Regions from separate parts of the Mus musculus genome. Here all the other regions are linked to region 2. Evidence: chromatin loops called from intact Hi-C (ENCODE). Cell type or tissue: heart. All regions are shown on one strand.

What was found. Peaks named below come from ENCODE experiments on the same cell type or tissue, not always from the same donor. Only the 100,000 strongest peaks of a DNase experiment are listed, where the experiment ranks them.
Region 1: it touches region 2 in a loop (1.9-fold over the local background); 2 of 42 quality-filtered maps call a loop at or near these places.
Region 3: a loop joins it to region 2, with 2.0 times the contacts of the local background. A loop is called at or near these places in 3 of 42 quality-filtered maps.

What each region holds. Positions count from the first base shown.
Region 1 is chr8:120,894,627-120,902,626 of GRCm38, forward strand. No RefSeq gene overlaps it. Among named protein-coding and RNA genes, the nearest start is that of Gm33471, 18 kb to the right of the region's middle. In heart, a CTCF peak has its summit at 3,581 (motif pointing right); a DNase peak (open chromatin) is centred at 3,615; H3K4me3 peaks cover 890 bases; H3K27ac peaks cover 2,910 bases; H3K27me3 peaks cover 6,711 bases.
Region 2 is chr8:120,965,733-120,973,732 of GRCm38, forward strand. No RefSeq gene overlaps it. Among named protein-coding and RNA genes, the nearest start is that of Gm33471, 53 kb to the left of the region's middle. In heart, a CTCF peak has its summit at 4,818 (motif pointing right); DNase peaks (open chromatin) are centred at 4,759 and 6,559; H3K4me3 peaks cover 1,324 bases; H3K27ac peaks cover 1,681 bases; H3K27me3 peaks cover 4,844 bases.
Region 3 is chr8:120,824,112-120,832,111 of GRCm38, forward strand. No RefSeq gene overlaps it. Among named protein-coding and RNA genes, the nearest start is that of Gm39267, 40 kb to the right of the region's middle. In heart, CTCF peaks have their summits at 88 (motif pointing left) and 4,383 (motif pointing left); no DNase peak of the experiment used is centred here; H3K4me3 peaks cover 244 bases; H3K27ac peaks cover 1,985 bases; H3K27me3 peaks cover 6,489 bases.

The DNA of each region.
Region 1 (8,000 bases), 71 kb before region 2:
GGGCTGCCCCACCCGCATCCCAGGCTGTCCAGGAGGGAGTGGCTGTGGCCACCTCATGGGGACAGGCAGGCTGTGTATACAACCTTTCAAGGGCTAAATAAACGGTGTAATTTACCGAGAAAAGGCCTTTCAGGGCCACCTCTGGCTCTGAGGTCTCAGGACTTATGGGACAAAGCAAGCATCCATCTTCCTGTGTGACATGTTCCTGTCAACAGTCACCCTAATGGGGACGGAGCTGGCCAGAGCAGAATGGTAGCCCCTCCCTGGGTCCTGCACTTTTTGGGCAATAGAGAGAGAGGGGCCAGGGTTAGGGGCTGAAAGGCAGAGAGGGCTTCAGGGTGGAGTTTCAGAAAAATCAGGGCCAAAGGAAAGGGTACCAGGAAGACTAAGGTTGGGAAGAGCCTGTGAACAGTAAGGGACGCTGTCCCCCTCCCCATCTGTCCTGCTAGCTCCCTGGGGCTTATGGGATCAGAGCCAGATGGCCCCTGGAGTCCAGGCTCCTGGATGGCTCCAGAGCTGTCACACTTCAAAGCTTGGCAGCCTGGGCTGGAATGCAGGGAGCCTGGGTGGGGAGTCCAGGCAGATGGCTCTGAGGACAACGACCACAGGACTCTCCTGACCCAGCCAGAGGTCTGGTCCTGGCTGCCTGGTTCCCAGAGAGCTGCAGCCATGGGCGCTGCCTGTCTAGCTCCTAGCAGGCAATTTCAGTGACAGTGTGTCAGCTTACCAGGCTGCTGTGAGATCAAAGGGGACAAGGAGGCCAGTGCCCCAGCCCCGCAGGAGGTGTGAGCTATTGTATGGACTTGGCGGGGCTGCCCCTTAAGGGCATACATCAAGACGTACATGTGTCGTTTTAAACCATGTTCTCAGAAAAGGACATAGAAAGAGCAGAATGGGCCAGTGAGATGGCTCAGCAGGTAAAGGTGCTTGCTGCCAGACTCTGAGGGATCTGAGTTCTATCCCCAGTACCCACGTGGTGGAAGGAGAGAAACGATTCCCTGTTAGCTGTCCTGTCCCTCCTGCAAGTACACCACATATCCAGCAATCAATCACTCAATCGACGTGAAACAAGTTTAAGGCTCTTCCAGTTCCTGCTGCTCAAAGGAAGCCCTGGCTGCGCCAGCACGAAGCCAGGATGCAAATGAACTCAGAGCCTGCTCTTCTCAGGTCACGTCCGCTTCCGGGCACGACGCAGGGGCTCTGCATATAGTGGTGCATGGTCTCCGGAAGGTGGACAGGGAGGCATCTGTGAGGAGGCAGAGGGATTGCAACCAACCTAAGCAACTGTGTCTCCTGCTCAGGCAGCAAGCCAAGGACGCCACAGCGTCCCAGGATGGTTAAAAAGCCACTTTGTAGACAGCTGTTATCAAAGCTGCAGAAAGGTAGTTTCTCTGTCAGAAACGGCCCCACGCACTGTCCCAGTCACTGCACGTGGAGGGATTGACAAGACAGCTGCGTCCTCACTGTGGCTCTGACCTCCCTCTCTCCTCTGTGGGCTTCCTTAGAGGATCTCGCGAAGAAAAACCCTACAATGGAAACCCCATCCACCACGATTTCGGGGAGGAAGAGGAAGATGGAGAAAGATGGAGAGAGAGGGAGGGTCATCGTATTAATATGCCAAACACCTCATAAATATTTATGAAGATCCACAGGCAGGACCCCCTGGCTGCTTCCGCCCTCTGGTCAGCCTGCTCCAGTCTCTGCTTTGCTGCCTAAGCTTCTGCTTAAGGCGCCCACGTCTTCCTGACTCTCCATTGAATCCTTCCCTTCACGAAGACAGTGATGAGCGCAGTATTATCCAGTGATGGAGCAGGGAGTGGACAGGCCTGTGGTGCGCAGGCGCGTTGATGGTATTCAACTGTCAGTCCTCCCAGCGGCTCTCCCTAGTTTACAGATGCAAACCCAAGGCTCGGGGCAGGTGAAGGTGACACAAGATGGCGAGGCTGGTTCCTTTTTTGTTTTTTTGTTTTCTTCGAGACAGGGTTTCTCTGTGTAGCCCTGGCTGTCCTGTAACTCACTCTGTAGACCAGGCTGGCCTAGAACTCTGAAATCTGCCTGCCTCTGCCTCCCAAGTGCTGGGATTAAAGGAGTGAGCCACCACTGCAGGGCTCCCAGGCTGGTTCCTCACGTGCTCACGAGTCACTCGGATTTCACCGTCCAGGTGTCAGTAGACTGTGTCATTAGGGGTCTGGGAAACAGCCGGGGTGGGAAGCTGAGACTCAATCCCTCGCCCCTGGATATGAGGACCCCTGCCAGCTGCATCGGGTTCCCTGGGAGGCCCAGACCTGCACAGCTAGTCTGCGGTGGAGCGGGTGCACCAGAGGCTTGTCTGTGCACCCCGCACAGCTGAGCCTGGACGGAGAAATCCCACCAGGTTGGCAGCTAGCTCAAAGGGAGGAGGTCAAGAGCCTGTGCCTTTGGTCAAAGAGCCCTGACACCAGTGTGTGGAGAGAGGGCGCAGGAAGTTCACATCCACCATTGTATCCAAGACACCTACCTGCCTCACCCCGCTCCCATACGGATGTTCACTGTGGGATTCTGGCTTTCTTTGGAATGGACTAGTCTGCATTCTGAGACCTTGGGGTGCTACTTGCTGACTGTGTTATCTTGGACTCGTCCCTTGATTTCTGGGTAGCCTCAGTTTCCTCATCTGTGAAGCGGGCTAATGGCACCTGTGTTATACTTTCTTGTTGCTGTGACCAAAGCCCGACAAAAACATTTAAGGAAGGAAGGGTTTAATTGGCTTGCAGGTCAAGGGTACAGTCCATCATGATGCTGTGGGCATGGTGTCAGGAGCATAAGGTGGCTAGTCACGTGGCATTCACAGTCAGGAAGCAGAGAGATGATCGCTGGCGCTCAGCTCACTTCCTCCTTTTTTTTTTTTTTTTTATTCAGTCCAGCATCCCAGCCTAGGGAATGGTGCCACCCACAGTGGGAGTGACTGTTGCTCACTCAGTTAAATCTCCCTGGAAATGCCCTCCCTTAGATCCCATCAGGACCTGAGCCCAGTGGGGTGGAGTCCTGTTGGTCGGTCTTCCTTTCATGTATCTATGGCTGTGAGAAGGAACTGAGGGATGTGATGTGCCCATCACTTTCCATGATGGCCTCAAACCCGAGTTTTACATGATAGTACTTAATTAACCTTGAGACAGCACACAAACAGCCCCCAACATCTGCGGGTTTTTTTTTAACCACTTATGACATGTGTAGACTTCTGTACCAACAACAGTCACAATCAAAACAGCCCGTCACCACAGCAACAAACCTCAGTCCCATGCTACATCGTCCTGCCTTGCTGAAACATTTGTTAATTTTTCTAGTATACAAAAGAGTTAATTTGTTATAACATTTCTATACATGGATGCCAGTCACCCCAACCCTCTCTTACTCTTTCTTCTCCCCAAGTCTCCTTACCCTACAATATCTATCTGTCTGTCTGTCTGTCTGTGCATCTGACCATCCATCCATTCGTCCACCCACCCATCCATCTTAAACAATACATGAGAGGAATTAAGCATTATTTGCTGATCTTGCAAGACTGTCTACTTGTTCTGCTGTGCGTGACCTGGGTGCAGTACTCAAGACAACCAGAAGAGGGCACCAGACCCTCCCATCCTCGGAGCTGGAGTTACTGGCTGCTGTAAGCCACCCTGGGGATAGTGGGAACAGCAGAGGTGGCAATGTCCTTAACCACTGAGCCATCTCTCCAGGCTCAGGTGTTGGCCTTTCTTTCCCTCCCCTGCCTCTCTCCTCTCCTCGAATGGCCCTCCTAATCCCATGTCCTGCACATTCAGATCTAGATTTTGTGTGTGAGAAAAAAAAATCATGTCTCCTTCCTGAGTCTGCTCACTCTGCTTAGCATGAGGATTTCCAGGGATGTCCATTTCCTATGCAGCCTGTAACTCCCACGGCTGAGCCAACTCTCTGGGCCCATCTGGGGGACAGATTTCATCAACACCTTATTACTGAAACTCCATGCCATGTCTGGGCATGGCAGAAGCTGGGCACACACAACACACGGGCTGCCTGAACGCTGGGTATAATTCACCCCATCTGAGCAGGAGGGGAGGCCACTGGCTCAGGGTCACCCAGCCCCTGCCAGGACAAGCTGCTGGAGGAGGCATGCTCCTTTCAGTGGCGAGGCTCCATCCTGGATGCTTTCTGACCTCAGCCTGCTTTCTGTGGTTCAGAATTTAGAATCTAAATGTAGGTATTTCTGTTGTCCCCGTGATACTCTGGGTCATCTTAAGGTCTTTCTCCATCAATCTGCTGCAGTCTGAGCCTCCCCAGAAACAGGATTCTGTGGGGCAGCCACAGCTGTGCAGCTGTGAGACTCTGGCCACATCCACAAGGCTGATAAAAGTGAGAGCCAGGGCTCAGTGGAGCCTGGAGCCTGGGATGCCCGATAACCAATCCTGCTTTGATGTCCTCCAAGTTCAGAACTGGCCAGCCTCCTGGGCCGACGTTACGCGCTTGTTTATTTTTGTCCCGTGTAGGCTTTTTTGATTTCCTCTTCCCAAGCGGGACAGCCATTATTACTGCTGTCATTACCCCATTGGAAATGTTGCTAAACTCATGTCCCGCTCCATCCGATCCCCCTCCAGAGGGCCCAAGGAGGACCACCCACGGCGGTGGGCAGGCCAGCTCTGCATATCACGTTAGCCTGGGGAAGTTAGTAATTTCAACACACATACACACAACACGCGCCCACACACTCTCAGTACACACGTGCGCAGCACCCCCCCCCCAATAACTCAGACTGGTTCTTTGTAGCTTTGCCAACTGTCACCCCTCACAAGGCAGGCTGAGGATTTGCCTCAATGTCCCAAGAGCCTGATGGCTTCCAAGGAAGGCAGCTCGTGGGCAGGTTTCACTGGAAGGTTTACAACCCTTTGCTGCAAATGTGTTAAGTCAGAGAAGATGCAGCTGAGCTGCTGCCTCTGTAAATACCCGCAAATGACACAGTAGGCACAGCGATGGGGTCGGGAAACTGCCAGCCTGGTTGCCACTCCGTGATCTTCCCGTGCCCAGGAAGTGCCAGGAGCCCCCACTAATCACAGGGTCCTGGCGCAATCTATACAGAGGTTATACATTGTGTGTCTTTAGTGTTTACTCTCTGCTAGATACTGTGAGTAAAAATCCAGATGCACACATGCACATGCACATACACACACACACATGCATACACATAAATATGAGAATATACAAACATGCACACACATAAATATGAGAACACTTGTACAAACACACATACACACATAAATATGAGAACATTTGCACACATGCATGCATGTACACACATATGAGAACATTCACACACACATATGCACTTGAGCGTGTACATGCGTATGTGTGCACACACATGGGAATACACACACTTAGGCACATTCTGCCTGGCATCTGCCTGTCCACCTTTAGCATCTTCCCTTTCTAGGACTTTGGGGACATATTCCAATAGCAGCTGAGGCTAATAAGATCCAAACAGCTTTTTTTACCCAGCATCCTCCCTCTCTCCTTCTGGTCTCTTTCTCGAATACATCCCTGTAAGATTTTAGTGGCTGCTGTCTTCCAGTTCACCCTCACTGAGAACCCTAGAGAGTTCTCCCGTGAATCTAGCTTAACATTCACAGTCACGCGGAAGAAATTCTGAATACGATGGACCCCCACCCCCCTTTTTCCGAGGGTTCAACCGGTGGTGGTGTACTTTCCCTTAGAGGCCCGCGAGGTTATCACTCAGCACAGATTGGGCTCCAATATTGAGAGTTTAGTGGGGGATGGGCTGAGAGAGTTGTGGGATGCGGAAAGCAATGCAGCCAGGAGAAGGAAAAAGCTGGGGCCACAGGATTTGGGTGAGGAAACCCGAACCATGCCACCAAGATGCTGCAGATCGAGGACCTCTGAGTCCCCCGAGATGAGTGAGCACGGGTGCGCCGCCCACTGGACGAAGCACCTCATAGCTCTCTCCGAACCTCACTGTTGTCATCTGTAAAATGGCTAACACCATCACCGCCCTGCCGAGGACATGTACACTGACCTATAGATTATGGAGGTGTTTTCCGAGTCAATGTGCGTTAAGCGTTTAGGAGAGCAGCTGACGAGTGGCAAGCTCTAAGCGATCCTCAGTCCGCCTCATCATCACTGCAGTGCGCATGCTCGGGCTGCAGCCAATGGAGGGAGTCTGAGAAGCTGGGGACGTCGCTGCTGTGAAGGATCTGTTGCGAGGCTGTGGCGTCTGGTGAGTGGACAGAGTAGCTTTTGAGCATGTATCAAGGATCTGCATTCTCCATTTTGGAATATTTTCAGTGAAAATTCGTAACCATGCAGAAAGTTTAAAGAGTTGCACAGGGCGGCTTAGGGGCTTGCTGCTAAGTCTGAGGTCCTGAGTTCAAAACCAGGATCCAATCTCATCTTCCAATTTCCCTGTAAACTCCACTCCACATGGGTGCCATGGCACAACCTTGTAACTAACTAACTAACTAACTAACTAACTAACTAATTAACTAACTAATCAACTCACTCACAGACTCACTAACTAGCTAAAATTAAAAGATCTGTGTAGCCGCTCTCAGGTACCTATCATTCATTACCTACCTGACCCTCATCCTCCCTTCTGCCCATCATTAGCCGTAATTCTGGGCGCACTCTCCCGAGTGAGCAGCAGAAACCAGAACCCCCAGCCTGCCTGTGTGTGGCATTTGCTAGAGTCCACAGCTGATTTATAGGGTTTCTATTTTTAGATAAAGTATACATGGGGCCAAACTGGGTGTGCAGTGGCACATGACTGTAATATCAGCATTTGGGGAGCTGAGGCAGGAGAACCCACCCAAACTCAAGGCTAGCCTGGACTACACAGCAAGTACCAAGCCAGCCAGGAGGACTTCATGGTGAGACCCTGTGCTGGAGATGACAACCGTCAAATGTCTGTGGGGTTGGGTCTGAAGTATTGGGTGGTTTTGACAACACGTTGCCTGTTTTATTCTTTTAGATTATCTGTGTGTGTGTGTTGCTGTTGTTGTAATGTCTGTGTGCATGTGCGCAGGAAGGTCAGAGGTCAAATGCACATGTCATCCTCTGGAGTCTACCATCCTTTTTAAAGACAGGCATCTCCCTAGTCTGGAGACGAGTCGTCTCCCTCCACCTCGCCGTTCCTGCATTACAAGTACATCTCACCATGTTGTCACCATGCCAGGCTTTTTGTGTAGGCTCTGGGGATGGAATTCAGGTCCTTGAGGCAAGCCCTTTACCCACTAAGCCATCTCTCTGGCCATCATTATCTACAATAACTGTGACTGATCAGCTTACACACCATGGGTCCTTCCCTCCGTGGGGCTAGGAGAGAGGGCGAGGGATGGAGACCAGAACCGCTAGAGGATAGATGCCTGGTAAAAGCATCATGACAGCTTGTTAGGGGCAGGGTATGTGTGTGATACTGACCTTGACGGCTCAGGTTGCGGCTGTTTCTATTGCCAGATAGCTGTCTCCTAGAGCCTCAGCATAGGTTACCAGGCTGGGAGCACACTGTCTGACCTCAGAGCTCTTGGCCTGTCTGAAGAGCACTGAATCCAAGCTATGTCCTCTTGGAGTTACCCAGCAGTTTGTGGGGCTTAGGTTCTACATCCTGGCTATATGCTGCTTCCTGCTTCCTGCGATGGGGAGAATTTGGGAAGCTTCCACGGAGCATGTCCCCACTGAACCTGGCCTCTTGAGGGTGCCTATTCAAAGTTGTCTCTGCTTTTACTTGTTTTAAGATTTGGAAAGAGCTGCCACAGGACACAAAGCCAAGAGGTTTCCCTCCTCTCCCCATGGCATCTCTGCCCTTCCCGGTCCCTGCAGAAATCCAGGGTGATGAATCGGCTTGCAGGCCTGGTGCACACAGTCATTCTTCAGTTACAGCGTGATTGCAGCGCCTGCTCAGTCCGGGGCTAAGAAATCGAAAGACATTCTTGAGCCTTCTCCAGGTCCTGAATCTGACACCACTGTTCCTTCCTGGGCTTTGGCAG
Region 2 (8,000 bases):
GGTGGGACGGAGGGATTTCCAGAGACCCTATTTTTATAGCTTTTTCCCTGAAGTGGAATGTAGCTTTCTGTTAGGTCCCCGCCCTCTGCTCTCCGTGGAAAGCATTCCCCCTCAGCCCCTGTTTCCTTCAAGGCTTCCTCGACCCTCCCCTGGCCGGGTGACTGCCGCCAAATCCTACGGGATCCCACATCCCTCCTGTCCATGCCGCTCAGAGAAGCTGCAGGTGTGGAAGAGGACTCTAGCTGTGCTCCACAGGGTCAGTCACTGTACCTCCTCCAGGTCGACAGGGGTCCACAGGGGAGGGCGCATCAATAATGTGTCTTGGGGCCCTGTAAACCTCCCTGGCTCCTGCAGCCACGGTGAGCGAAGTCAGTCTCCATGTCTGGTTATTATCTTGAACTCCCTGCCTATGTCTGAGGACCCACGGGTGCCAAACGCTCCAGAATCATTTCCCTCTCTCAAAGGTTAAGTGATTGGCAGCTGAATTCCATCTCTGTGTGTATACTAAAGTCACCCCAACTTTTTTGGATGACGCCATACATGTCACTGGGAGTCATAGGTCTGTCGGCATAGAAAACCCAAGGCCTCTCTCCACCCTCCCCATGCCCAGCCACCCTGTAGCTCACTGGGCCACATGGCCAGTTAGTGGGTCTCTGATGGCCACAGAGTCCTAAATTTCCCCCTACATCACCATCCCAGGGACCCAAGCTTCTGCATGTGTTTGGGTAGAAGGCCATTCTGACTAGATTCCTTCTATCATCTGAGATTATGGTTGCCCCACAACAGGCTGGGTATGTAGGTTTCCTACAGGGAGTATGTGTTTGAGGGGAGAGACCAGCAGAGAGAGAGCTGGGCAAACAGCATTAGAGAGCCTTACCCTAGCTCCCCACAAGGGTCTGTGCACAAGGTCTCAGGACAGCTAGTGGAGGGAGGACGCCTGAGCTGGGCCTGCCTTCTTCCCCAGGGGTGTGTTTGTCTAAGCAGTTTGGCAGGAGGCTGCCTTGCTGGGTTTCCACTGTGTGCCAAGGGGCTGTGGCTAGGAAAGGAATCCAGCCCTTGCATTCATGCAAGAAACTCCCCCAAAGGTCACTGTTGCCGTTAGTGAGAGTACTGACAACCATGCTCAGACTCTGCATAGGGTGGCTATTGTTTCCTCGTTTGGAGACACTTTTGTGTGTCTGGGGCTGGCCTCAAACTCCTGGTCCTTCTGCCTCCACTTCCCAAGTGCTAAAGTGACAAGTGTGTGTTACCCCTCACCTATACCCACATTCTCTCTAGATGCTCACCTCTTTATGGGACCACAGGCTCTGAGGGTTGAAACATTGTTTGAAGTCAAATGGCTACAAAGTTATCATTCACACTGAACCAGGACATGATCAGATTACACAACACACGTGGTGTCCCTTGGAAAACTGATCAGAGCCTGGTGGACACTTAGCCCAGCATCCAGGGTATCCACATGTTTCTGGGCCTGTGCCCTGACAGAGGTACTCATCCCCCTGGCCAAAATATTACTGCTGGTCTAAACCCGCCAGGCAGGGGCTAAAGGAAGCTTCTGCCAGATGTTGGGGTACAGCATCTGGAAACAGGCAGAGATATGGGAAAAAGCAAAGGGGTCTTGGAGGTAACAGGAAGGGCATGGCCATCTCCCTGAAAGGAAACTGAAAGCCAAGCGTCCTATCTTCTCTCAGGGGGACAGTACCCAGGGCTTGCAAGAACACCCATAAGCCACAGAGCTCGCAGGATCCCTGAGAAAGACACTTGGCTGGCTTGGCTGCGGCGAGGTGGGTGGAGGTGGGAATCTCTAACTTCCCATAGTCACTGAAAGAAGCTCAGTAGGGGCTGCGACTCTTTCTGCCACAATGGGAATGAAACACAAACCCTACCCTGTACACCGCCCAGGAAGGGGCTTCAATTGGTCATCCTTGAAAAGTTTATGTTTGTGTGTGTGTGTGTGTGTGTGTGTGTGTGTATGATCTATTGAGACAGGAGTCCATGTAGTCCAGGGTGATTTGGAACTCACTAGGCTGACCTTGAACCTCTGTCCTGCTTCCATCTCCCAAGTACTAAGATGATGGGCACACAACACCATTATCTGTTATTTTTATATAAGTTTATGTTATTTTATATGTTGGATAAAATCATTACACGACATAAGATCTCGCTATTAAAATAATAATAGAAATGAGCATACTTATGGGTATCTTCAAGTGAAATATTTAAATATGCTTTAAATATATTTAAATATGTTTAAATATTTAAACTAATTTTTCTTACTCTGCTGCCTGATGCTCTTACGAGATGAGATGATTTTTAAAGAACACAAGTTTGTTCCTTAGGGCTCCAGGAGCCTGAAGGTCCACATCCAGGTTTGGGCAGATGTTGAGAACCTTTTTGCTACCTTCTGGCCTCTTCTGCAGCTGTCTTTTTCCTTTACTCTGGCCTCTCCTTGTCCCCGAAGGCTCCACTGCTCTGTACACAGTCACAGAGCCATCCTACCTGTTCAGAAAGGCGGAGACTCAGAGACCCCTGTCATGGCCATGTCCACCTTCAGGTGCTATGTCCAAGTCACCGGCTCAGAGAGGCTACCACCATCCAGCTAAGGCAGAGCAACACACCAGCCCCACAAACTTTCTCCTGGGCATGGGGCAGGCTGGCCTTTCTGTCTGTGTTGTCTGTCTAGTCACTGTATAGTGTGTGAGACACGAGCTATTTGCTGAATGACTAAGTGAACTCCCAGCGTGAGCCTCCACCCTGCCATCCCTCACACTCTGGGCTGGCGGTGGTGGTTTCCGATGGACATGAATAGACGCTCTCCTGGGGAATGTCCTTTCCTGTCATGTTTCCGACTCTGATGTCCCCAAGACAAAGGTTTATCCCTTCCAATGTGCAGGACCTTGGGGACCACAGCAAGCATCCCCTAGACCTGAGGTTTAAAAACACTCTCAGCTTCCCATAAGCCTCTGGTCTGAGCAAAGCCTCTACACATCTCTGGCTGGCTCTCCCTTCTCCTCTCTCACCTCCCCTGTGTGCTTCCTCCTCCTGTGGGCTCAGCTGCTCCAGACTGCAGGGTACCCTGGTGTTAGAAGCTCCAAGCTTTGTGAATGGTCTGGCCCTGTTGGGGCAACCCCAGGCTTTGGGGAGCTTCCCCTCAAATCAGGAGGGGTAAGGCAGCACCTGGCAGGCGGGAAGTGCATTTCTTTCTCTTCCTACTGAATCCCCACAACTCTGGCTGTCCCTGCTGCGATGGCCACATGGCATCGCTCTTCTCTCCCAGGTTCCAGAGACTCTGGAGCTGTTTCTCTTGACAGTGCAGTCCTGGAGGCCCTGGAACCTAGGGGTCTCTCTGTGAGTGAATGCCAGCCTGCCAGCAAGCCTAGGAGAGCACAGGGTCAGAAGTGAGGGGACACTGGACACTGTTCCCCTCCTCACGAGGAGCAGCTCAGTGCCAGGAAACTTCTCTCTGGCAGCCACAATGGAAGTCACAATGTACTGCCACCTCAGGATGGTGCCTGGAATGGGACTCACCTGTCTACCCCTCGGCCCTCCCACTCATCTCTCCATTCATTCATGCATGCATGCATGCATGCATACACACATACTTTCCCTTATCACTCCACTCATGTATCACCAACCCACTCACCCACCTACCCACCTCTGAGCCTAGCACCTCTGAAGACAGCCCGGAAAGAGCATAGGCCCTGAGCTTCTTCACCTGGCCAAGCATAGCTGCAGACACTGAATGCCACGTGGGTATCTCTTTCCTCTCTGGCCTCCTGGGAAAGTGGCACTCCTACGTATACAGCAAGTGCCGTTTCCAGCATGCCCCCTTGTTAGGCTGCTGCTGGATGCTCTCTCTAGTCTGGGGCTTTCTGGATGGGGAGGAGATGAGAGTGTGTTCATTCACGACCTGCCCAGTGAGGAAAATTCCTGGAACCAACAGGCAGGAAGGTACCCAGACTGATAGAGGTATAGCACTGTGGGGAGGAGGTGAAGCGGGAAGGAAACTGGTCGGTTTAGCGGGGAGTGGGGCAGGGACTTACTCTTTCTCAATCATGGGTAGGCATTACACATAGGAAAGTAAAACAGACTGGACGATGCCAAACCCTGACCTTCCTTCAGTGATACAGGGCTCACAGATGCCACCCCAGCCCCCCATTGACTCAATCCCTGCAGTCCTGGCCCCATATTGGCAGCCTCTGCTTTAGCTGCAAACTTGAGGTCCTTCTGCCACAGGACCTTTGCACATGCTGCACCCAATGTGACTAAACTTCCCCAGTTGTCTCTCACTCTTCTTTTCTCCTTGTGTCATTCTCTGATCTCTTCCCACCCTTCATGGGGTAAAGTGTGATTCCTGGACAAGCTGGCAGATCTAGGTCACCTCACACCAGGAACACCTCACACCAGGAACACCTCCTCCCTCTGCACTCTGGGTATGACACACAAGAACTGCCCTAAGGCTCCCCCCTCCCCACCAGGCCCTCCCCACTTGCCATGTGTGAACAAACCCCTGTGCTGCCAAGAACCTCTGAGCAGGGGCAAGGTTGGGGGACTTGGGCAGTGGAGACTTCAAGCTCTTTCTCCAAGAAGCCGCTTCCTGGGGTCCTGCCCCAGGCACAGGCTTCTCGGTCATAATACTAGATGAGATGCCTCCGGGACACAGATGAGACAGAGAGAGCTGGTGCACAGGGCCGTAAACCGCAGGGTCAGCTGCTCCTGACTCTGGGGTGGATGGTACACCCTGACCAGCCCCAGACCTCAGCAGGAAGTTCCTTCCCTTCAGGCCCACAGCTGCAGCCACAGGCATGCACATCTCACCACCAGGGGGCGCAGAGGAGCCCCCATCTCTGCATAAGGTGAGCTCCAGGTAGGTCAGCAAACCCTTGGGTTTCATCTGAGACACAAGAAAACCTTGTGTTTTGCAGACCCAGAGAGCCCCTCAGGACCAGCCTGGGAAGGTCATGTGTGTTTAAAAATCCCTTGGTTGGTTCTGGCAGGAAGGAGTCCTCAGACCTCTGGGAATCTTGGAACCACAGGATCCCGAGATTTAACATAGAAACTATGGAAAGAAATCCCACACCACCACCACTCAGAGAGGTGAGAGCTGGCCAGATAGCTCAGTGGTTAAGAGCATGCGCTACTCTTTGCAGAGGACCAGGTTTCAGTTCCCAGCACACACAGTGAGGCAGCACACAGCCACCAGTAACTCCAGCTTCAAGGCACCTGACACCCTCTTCTGGCCTCCACACAAATATACACATGTACACACACACACACACACACTACACATACACCACACACCCTCACACACACACCACACAACTCAAAAAGAAAACTAAGAACGGAGGGGGAAGAAAGCAGCAGCACCCCTGGCTCTTGTGGCATGCACTCCTCTATGGCCAGGGCTCAAGAACAGAAGGATGGCTGGGCTTGCCTGTCACCACAACACTGAGAGAGATAATGAGGGCAGAGATGGGCAGGTGCCAGTGTACTTTCTCTGTGAATACCAAGAGCACCATTTTTACTAAAGAGTTTCTTGAGGCAGACTATGGTCTCATGTAGCCCAGGCTGGCCTTGAATGCCTGTTCATCCAAGAATGGCTTTGAACTTCTAATCTTCCTGGTTCTGCATGTTGAGTGCTGGTGTTTCCTAGGTGTGGCACCACACCCAGTTTATATGATAATAGTGTGAACCTTGGGGCTTCCTGCACTCTGAGCAAGAACTCTGCCAACTGAGCTACATCCCTAGCCCAGGGGGAAAGTTAATTTAATATTAATAAATACAGGTAGCCCCACATAGCAGGGAAGTGGTGTGAACTGGGGCACACCACTTCTGCTAAAAAGATAAGTGATTGACAACTGATAGACATTGCTGGGGATACTAGATTCAATTAGGAACCTGTCAGTATGTAGCAGGGGCTAGCCTTGGCAAACTGCCAGTTTAAAGACTCATCTTCACATGTGGTGGTGTGTTCGGGAGGGGCAGAGAGATGACTTGAGGAGGATTGTGTCCTCCGCTGACAGTCTGTAGTTGAAACTGCTTCAAATAGTTGATTGACAAAGGGAGACAAAGGGAGCAGCTAACCCCACCCCATCCCCCCATTTTACAGACAGGAATGCTGAATCTCGGGGACTGGAGCTGAGAGAGGTGAAGTGAGTCACGCAAGGTCACACAGCTCTTCTGTGGCAGAGCTGAGGCTGGATTCATGTTCACGAGTGTTTCCTGTGTGTGACGCACCCAGCCCCCACAGTGAGCCTGGGAAGAAAGGTTCTGGCTGGGCTCGTGGGCAGTTCTGAGAGGGGCGGCCCGAGATGACCCTCCCGAGGAGGACCGAGAGGACACTTGTTCCAGATTTGCTCAACCAGAAAGCTAACGTGCACACACAGCTGGTGGCCTCTGCGTCCTGGCCAAGTTCATCCTGACATAAGACAACTCACAAGCGTGCTCCGTGGGGACCGACTGTTACCACGGTGCCATTCAGCACGGTTTACGATTTTCCTGGAGCCTCTCGGCCGCCGCCGATGCCAGAGCGCGAGCCAGAAAAAGAACATTCCTGGGTGACGCAAATGCAGCCGGGGCCGCTACAGGGGCATGCCCTTTTCCTGCCCCGGGAAGGGTGGGGTGCGGGGACCAGAGCCATCCGCCATCCAAATACAGAAAGAGATGAGTGGACCTGGTGTCTCAGCGTCCAATGCCCCGGGAGGTTCCAAAGCCCCCAAGTACCGGTGACTTCATCCACTCCATGGCCATTCCGGAGAGGACGCAGGCGCAGTCTCAGGAGTGAGACCCCCCTCGGGGCACAGGACGGCCAGGACACTCGCTGCCTTATTTTATTTCCAGATAAAGTTATTTTTGTGGAGCTGGGCCTGCCAGCGAAGGAGGAGATAAGATCGGGCTGCCTTACTCTGCCAGATGGCTGCGGGGATGCAAGCAGCGGGGCTGAGGGGACAGGGCAGCCCTGAATCCAGGCAGCGATGTGGTCCTGGTCAGAGGGAAAGCCCAGAGAACCAGGAGACCCAGAGCGAGGGAACTGTGTGTCCCTAGCTGCCAGCCCCACCCCCCCACCCCCCCCCCGGATTTGGCCACAGAAGCCACGCGACTTTAAAATCATCGAAACAGAAAAGCAAGACTGTCTCCCTCAGCTTTTCACGGGGTGGGGTGGGGGGAGGGGGTCTTGTTGTTGTTTGTTTGTTTTATTTGGAGGGACTTGTGGATAAGAGCACGAACATGACCTGGCGCATGTATGCAGGTCAGAGGACAATCATAGAGTCCATTTTCTCCTTTTACCATGGCCTCAGGAATTGAACAGGTCCAGTGGTCAGGCTTGGGGACAAGCGGAGCCCACTTGCTGGCAAAGATGTCCCCACCAAAGGCAAGGTCCTGTCCTCTCACTCAGCGCAGAGGTGGATCTGGGAGCCTGTGCCCAGCAAGCTGTTGGTTCAGTTTGGTCCCTGGAACCCACATACAAGTGGAAGGAGAGGATTAACCCCGCCCCCAAAGCTGTCCTCCGCCCTCCGTGTGAGCACTGAGCTGTGGCGTATTGTATTTGACATAATAATCAATACATTAAAGAATAAGGCTGGTGCCCCCTCCCTCTCTCCCTGGCCTCTTCCTCCTTGCTCTGCCTCCTGTGTGAGGAAGACAAGCACTTAAGAGATGCTGAGGTCATGAAACACAAACGTGTTCACACCCACCAGCCCCTCCCTCTGTCAACTCAGTCTCCATCCCTGAGCTGGATCGCCCCATTTCACCCTGCTTTACCTTGAGGGTGGCTTTGGAATTTCTTTTCTGTTTCCTTAGGGGTAGTAGGGACACACCAACACATGCATCTTATCCTAAGCCAGGGCTCTTTCATGGTGTTGCGTGGGGGCTTTCTACTCCCCTCTCCTCCCAGTCTGTGTGGAGCACCACTCCCTGCTCCCAGCCAGTGGAGAGCACCACTCCCTCCTCCCAGCCTCTGGGGAGCACCACTCCCTCCTCCCAGCCTGTGGAGAACACCA
Region 3 (8,000 bases), 140 kb before region 2:
AAGAACCAGTGTTTGGTTCCCGGCACCCACTTCAAGCAGTTCACAATCATTAGTAATTTCAATTCCCAGAGATCCAACGCCCTCTTCTGGCCTCTGTGGGTACTACACCCATGTGCGGCATCCACACACATAGAAACATACATATAAAAATAAGTATGTTTTAAAAGTTGTTATTAGAAGTCACACCCACAAATAAAAACTTGGTTATTTCTTTGCAACACGTGACTCATCAATATCAAATCACCTTAAAGGGGGCAGCATGGCCCAGCGAGTAATCTCAAGGAGGTTATTGTTAAATTTTACCTCCATGTATGTCTGAGCACTGCGAGTGTGCCTAGTACACTTGGAGGACAGAAAGGGGCATCAGATCCCCTGATACTGGAATTACAGATGCTCATGGGCCTCTATGAGATGATGTGACTTGAACCCAAGTCCCCTGGAAGAGCAGCCGGTGCTCTAACCACTAAGACACCTCTTCCGCCCTTCAAGATACCTCCAAACACCTGGGGAGGCGGCTGTAGCCTCTGCTCCCTGTGAGGTCTTTCATCTTTAAAGTGTTGTGAAAAAGAAGCTCAGAGAGGCGAGAGGCTGAACAAGAGCAAGTCTCCACTTTGAGCACCCTGCCAGGAAGGAACAGCAAGATGGTCGTGGTTCTAACCTTGCTCAGGAGACCTGGGAAGGGTCACAGAGCACAGGCAGGGAGGACCGTCCTTCCCTTCATTTCCTGCTCAGTAGAGAGGAAGTGGTTACAGCAGCACACAGGCCCGGGCCCAAGCAATGGCTGGGAGGTCAGGGCAGTTAAATTTGGCTCTGCTGACAAACTCGCCTGTAACACTGGGCATGCCCTTTTGTGTTTGAAGGGCAGAGGCTGGGTGAGCTGGTCTCCGTCTCCTTCGAGGGGGGGCAGATGCTGGGTGTCACTATCAGGAGGAGGGTCTCCCTAGATCCCATCCCAAGGGTCAGATTTGGGGGGGCCTGACTCAGCCCATCTCTTCAGTACTTTTGGGGATGCTCTATCCCGGGACTGTCTGCTCCCTGGTTGTATAGACAAGGTTGCAAATGAGTGTGGTGCAGCGCAGCTCCAGTCTGCCCTTGCTAAACGGTCCAGGCTGAACTTGAACTGACTCCATAGGCCAGGCAGGTGTCAAAATTGCAATCTTCCTGCCTCTGCCTCCCAAGGAATTGTGTCTCTAAACTTGGCCTCTTGGTTGTTCATAAAGACCCAGATTTCCCTTTGTTCAGCTGCCACAGTGCCCTTTGTGTGATGACAGATGGTGGGAGAGCTTTCTTTCTAGGGAGCAATTGTGGTGGGGAGAAGGCAGAGCAGACGGAGGGTGTGAACAGAAAGAGGACACCAGCCTTTCTTACCTCTTAGGCTGTGATTGTGTGTGCTATGCAGTGAGAGGCAGGAGGTGTGGGTGGGCTGTTGACATTTGGATGGCTTGGCCATCAGCAGAGGTCAAGAGCTGAGACCTGGGTGTCCCAAGGTGAGGAGGAGGAGGAGGAGGAGAAGGAGAGGGGACGAGTCATCTCCGCAGAGATCTGAGTTCTTGTAGTGGGCCACACACAGACAAGGGGACATACCAGAATGAGAAGGGCAGAGTCCATTCTGAGGTCAGCCTGGTCCCGATCACCAAGGACTCAGATCTATCTGGCCACAAACCTGTTGGGCGACTTTATCTATGGCAGAGGCTGGTATGACTTTGAGCTGCTGATAGACACCAAGGATGTGAGACTTGACAGGGCACAGGTGTCACCAGAGGCCTGGAGGTGGCTGCTGGACGCTAGGCCTATTTGGCTGCTCTGTCTGCTACCTGCATGGTTTCTTCTCCAAGGGAAGAGTTGCAAAGGAGGTTCTCAATTCTTTACTGAATCCTAGGTGAGCTTTAGGAAAATGGCCTGCTCTTGTTATAATGGATATTGCAGGGAAGGGCAAAGAGAAGCAGCCAGGTCATGCCTTGGGACATACACAATTAAAGGGTGGAGTTTTCATAGGAAGACCCACCCGGGACCCATTGCCGGGACATCCTGCATATCCTTGGTGTTCGATGCTTCCCCACATCTGCCTGAGACATCCCCTGCAAACAGCATGTGCTTTGCCTGCCCCAGGTTGTAGCAAAAGAGACTGAGTGCAACTGTGGCCAGGGAACTTCTTCCCCGTGACATGTGGGCACCAGCAGATGAGTGCCCCACACCACCACCTGGGCAGGTACCCTGGGTAGACCTCCCAGCTGCCTGTTTTGAGAGGAACTACTTGGCAGTGCCACCCTCTCCATTCGAGTCCTCCCTTCCTCTGTTACTCTTCAGAGTCCCTGTGCCTGGTTCTGTTCATCATGCTTGGAAACTCATCATGGTGTCCGTGTTGTCTGTAGCCCAGGTAGGCTATCTTAGGGCACCTTGTGGTATAATGCCAACATAGTAGTTGGGATCCTGCATGCCTCCGTGTCCTGGCAGTGGGTGAGCCCTGCCTCATGCTTGGCTTTGTTTGGGGACAACAGGGATGGACTCACTCTCTGCACCACGGTGTGGGTATCATCTGCTCCTGTCTACACAGTCTCCTCCAGATGGAGGTTAACTGTGTTCAGACCAAACTCTCTGAGTACAAAGATAATGGGTCAAGATCAAGTTCAAGCAACTTTGAAATTCTCATCTTGCGGCTCTTGTGTTGGGGCTGTGGGGATGCGGGGGTGGGGGGTGGGGGTGGGGGGTGGGGTGGGGCTGAATAGCCTCCAGGGGTGACCACAATCTTCCTGAAGCCTCTCTCTTTTTGTTTGTTTTGTTTTTCGAGTCAGGGTTTCTCTGTGTAGCCCTGACTGTCCTGGAATTCACTCTGTAGACCAAGCTGGCCTCGAACTCTGAAATCCGCCTGCCTCTGCCTCCTGAGTGCTGGGATTAAAGGTGTGCGCCACCACTGCCAGGCTAACTTATTTTTATATGTAGTAGAAAAACCTCAACGTTAATACAAAGGAAGATAGGGATATCCGTGGTCACGGCCGGCTCTGAGCGCTTGCTTCATCTCTTCAACCCTAATGGTGTTGCTCTTCTGTCCTTAGACAGGTGAAGGCAGAGTGAGCAGGCCCAGCGGTGGAGAAAGTGGGTAGAGCCAGGAGGGCACAGGGCACCCCGGTTGCCAGTGTCTTTTTGGAAGTCAAATCTCACAGATCGCAGAACCCATCTGGAGTGTGTGGGAGACATGCTGGGGTGGGGTTGGGAAGGCAGGCAGGTGTTCAAGGCAGCGAGCATCTTGCCTTTGTGAATCTGAGCCCTGACTCTCTTGGGGGGATTTATTTACCTCCTATTTATTGATGTTTTGAGACAGGGTCTCAGTTTGTAGCCCAGGCTGGCCTAGAACTCTATTTGAGACTCTCTGGCCTCATTCTCTAGAGTGTTGGTTGGCATCACATGTGTATGCGACCATGGCTGGTTACCCAGAGAGCAGCCACATGCTGGCCTCTGGCCTCTGCACCAGGGACATGGCTGGTGTGTGTGTGTGTGTGTGTGTGTGTGTGTGTGTGTGTGTGTGCACCCACTTCTCTGTGTTGGTGTTAGGCACTGTGGCTGAGTGAAGTGGGCCAGGAGAGAAAGATAGCAGGCACATCAGCATACAGGAGTGTCTCTGCTGATGCTTGCATCCTGTGAGGTCCCTTCTGCTTCTGGGGGCTGGAAGCAGGCTCCAGAAGCCTGGGAGTAAGGAGGAGGGGAGGTCTCCAGCACTGCTTTCTCCAGAGAGCCTCCTCCAGCCATCTTAATCCCCAGAGACTGCTGGTGAGGAGAAAGTTGCTCCCCTCCCCCACATAGAAGCCACATTCCTCAGGTCTCCTTCCTGCCTGGCTGCAGAGGCTGCTTTCCAGGGGACACCTGAAGACAAGTGGGCATGTCCCTGTCCCCAACATAACAGCACACTGACAAGGTAACTATAGTCCATGCGCCAGAGCGCAGAGAGCACAAACGTCCATCCGTGGATCACTTCCCGGAATGTGGTGGTGGCCCCATTTAGGGACAGTCCCTTGACCTCCCTGAGCCTCAACGTTGCCATCTGTAGTACAGGGACGATGATACTCAGAGGAGTGTGACCTTGACAGCCCGAATCCTTTCTAACTCTCTCTTAGGTGTTAGCCTTCCCTACCGCCCTCCACCCCTCCCTGGTCTGAGATAAAGCCTTGCTTTTCAGCAACACCTGACTTTAAACTCATGGTAATCCTCCTGCCTCACTCCCCAGCGTGCTGAGATTACCAACAGGAGCCAACCTGGTCAGCTACACCCCAGCGTTAAGCAAGGGCAATGACAAAGCTTCCTTTCCCAGCCAGGTGTGAGGCTGAGATGGCTCGGCTTGCCCTCCCTCCTTGGGGCGCTGGGTGGAAGGAGCTCCCCCTGCCGGTCAGGCAGAGGTACAGCAGACGCTGGAGCATCCTATGGCTCCCCAGGTCTTCAGAAGCAGGAAGACCTGTGCTACTGGGACGGTAGGCTGCATAGCCCACGCGAGCCCTAACTCATGTGGCATCTTCAGCATCTTCCGATTCGTCTCCCCGCTGCCAGAGGGAAACACGATTACGTCTAATTTGTAGGTGGGAAACCCAGGTGAAGTAGGGAAGAACCATGGATCTACAGTTGCGTGGCCCTGAGAGTCTGAGACTCCTGGAAAACAAGATGAGAATCTCATCTTCCCCAATGCAGACGAGCATCCTGGTCAGGAGGCACAAGCTTGTCCCTTGGCTCTTGGAGACTTCAAGCTGCTTTTTTCTCTGTGCTGACATCTTGGGTACTTGCCTGCTATTAAGACATGTCATTAAAAGCCTGATATGTTGGCTATGCCTGCTTCTCAGTACTCACTCAGAAGGCAGGCAGCGGCAGGAGGATTGCTGAAAGTTCAAGGGTAGCCTAGGCTAGGTAGTCAGTTCTAGGTTATAGTGTGAAAGGCCGTCTCACAGAAATAAATAAAATAAACGCAGACAATATAGTCTGAAATTCTGGATTAGTCTGGGTTCTCTAGAGGAACAGAGTCACATACACACACACACACACAGAATCACACACATAGACACACAGACACACATAAACACAGACACACACACAGACACAGACACACACAGACATACAGACACATACGCATAGTCTGAAAGTCTGGATTAGTTGGGGTTTTCTAGAGGAACAGAGTCAGACATACACAACACACACACACACACACACACACACACACACAGAGGCACACACAAACATAGACACACAGATACAGACACACAAAAAACACAGACATACACACAGACACACACAGACATACAGACACACACACACTCAGACACAGACAGACACACACAGAGACCTATGTATATTTAGTTGTTAGTCTACAAAGCTGAACATGTAACTTGGTCTTCAGCATACACCGGAATCCCAGAGAAGCAGGCTTTAATGCCTGTGAAGGAATGCACTTGCCAGCAAGCATGGGGACAAGCAAGCCAAGAGCAAAAGCCTCCTTCTTCCATGTCCTCTGTGTGGGCGTTCACTAGAAGGTGTGGCCCACATCAAAGGGGGTCTTCCCACCTCAAAATACCTGGGTTAAGGATGAGCCTTCCCACATTAAATGACATAATTATGGAACATCCCTCCACAGGTGTGCCCAGTCACTTGGGCTTTAGCTAATTCCAGATGTAGTCAGGTTGACAACCAAGAACAGTCACCACGGCATTCTTGTGTTGTTGCGGCTCTGAAGCCACACACCACCTGGCTCCTGGTTGCCCAGAGGTTGGTGTCTCATACAGAAATTTCACCAGAGAGGCTGACACAGCCTGAGTTCAAAGCTCCTCTTTGGAGAAGCTCGCTGTCCTGGGGGTGGGAAAGCAGGACAGAGGGAAATGAAAGGTAGGCTTCTAGAAACGACTGTCAGAGATAGGTCTGGCGTGTGTGTGTGTGTGTGTGTGTGTGTGTGTGTGTGAGAGAGAGAGAGAGAGGGAGAGGGAGAGGGAGAGGGAGAGGGAGAGGGAGAGGGAGAGGGAGAGGGAGAGGGAGAGGGAGAGGGAGAGGGAGAGGGAGAGGGAGAGGGAGAGGGAGAGGGAGAGGGAGAGAGGCAGGAGCTGATGCAGAGGCCATGGAGGGATGTTACTGGCTTGCTTCCCCTGGCTTGCTCAGCCTGCTTTCTTATAGAACCCAGGACTACCAGCCCAGGGATGGCATCTCCCACAATGGGCTGGGCTCTTCCCTATCAATCACTAATTAAGAAATGCCCTACAGACTTGCCCACAGCCTAATCTTATGGCGTTATTTTCTTAATTGAGGCTCTTTCTTCCCAGATGAACTTAGCTTGTGTCAAGTTGATTTAAAACAAGCCAGCCCAGCATACTAGGTAAGCGCTCCTCAACCGAGCTTCATCCTCTGTTCTGTTTTCTCTCTGTAGCCCAGGCTGGCCCAGAACTCAGTCTACAGCCCAGGTAACCTCACTTGAGTGGCAGGTGTGAGAGGCCTTCATCAGGCCTGGCTTACCGGCCTTCTAAAAAGCCTAAGCTTGGTTCACACAGTCAGGACAATGTCTGAGTGTCACACAGAGGGTCTCAGGTGGGGCAAGAAGCCAGGTCCTTTTGCAGCAGAGGGAAGGGTGAGCCTGTCCCTCTCTGGCTCCTGGCAGCTGTACCCAGCCCTATCCTTCCGTCCGAGTCCACCCCTCCTGCCCTATTGTCTTCTGCCTCCCTGGTACCCAGCGACCTTACCCAGCCACCATGTTCTGGAAAAATATTCTCACATTTTTCTTCCAACACGGGCTCAAACATAAACAGCCCTGGACGGTGGGCATCCGGACTCCGGGTCCCATCGGCTCTATCCGGCACCGTCATTTCCCCAGAGAGGGTGGAGGGTGAGCAGTGAGCTTGAGCCAGGCATTCACGTGTCTGAGGGGTGGTGAGGATAAATGGGCGTCTCTGGAGCCAAGATGGTCCATGTTTATCCTGCTGGCCATGTGACCCTCTGTTCTTACTTCATAACGTGGGCCTCTGAAGCCAGCTCTGTCTTACTTCACAGGAAGTTTACAGCTTGCAGGTGAAGTGTTGGCTGAGCCATCACAGTCACCCCGCTGTCCCTGTCTGCCACTGGAGCAGAGAAACCACTGGTCCCTTGGGCAGCTTTTCCCAGGCTTGGGTTAACCCATGTCTTTTCACACTTAAAGGAGAGCAAGGCAAGCTGAGTCTCCCTGCCCGATGGGTACCAGTCAGTGGGCATCTTCCAAAAGAGCCCCATTGGTGGTGCCTTGGCCCCTTGGCGTTTAAGCCTGACTTGATAGGAACTTGCAGCTTTAGTTGTAGGTTAGTGTCTGCTGTGTGATTGGGGACAATGCCCTGGGACCTAGGCTTACTGACTTCCAAGTAAGGCTAAAAGTTGACTGGCTCAGCAGGGTACAACGGTATATATATACTCAAGGGGCCAGCTGCCAGCTGCTCAGTAGCTAATATAGGAGAGTTGCAGGGCCTCAGGCCTCAGGCCTCAGGGCTAGCCTAGACAACAGAGAGAGCCTCTCAAAGGCAGAATGAAACAGAAGGCTGCAGACTCAGAAAGCGATGTATTTGTGTGTGCATGTGTGCACGTATCCGTTTATGTGCCTATGGATGTGTTTGCATGTGTACATGCAGGTATATGTTTATGTGCCTGTACACACACCTATGTGTGCCAGCGTATGCATATATACATTGCCTTGCACGCATACATGTGTGAATATGTGAATGTGTGCATGTGTGTGGTGTACCCGCTTGTGTATGAACTTGTGCATACATGTGGACATGCGTGTGTGTGTATGTGTGTGTGTGTGTGTGTGGCACAGCTGTGAGTGGAAGTGCACAAAGCCCCAGTGTGAAACTAGGAGTTCTTGCTTTTCACCCCAAAGACAGCCAGCCCTGAAGATCAGTAGGCAAGGTGCTGGAGGCTCCCCCCCCCCCCCCCCGCTACTCACCCGGTGGGTGGGGTGGTCGTCCGCCTCACCATCCATCACTCCTGAGTGTCAGCATGGCCTCAGCGAGAGATAG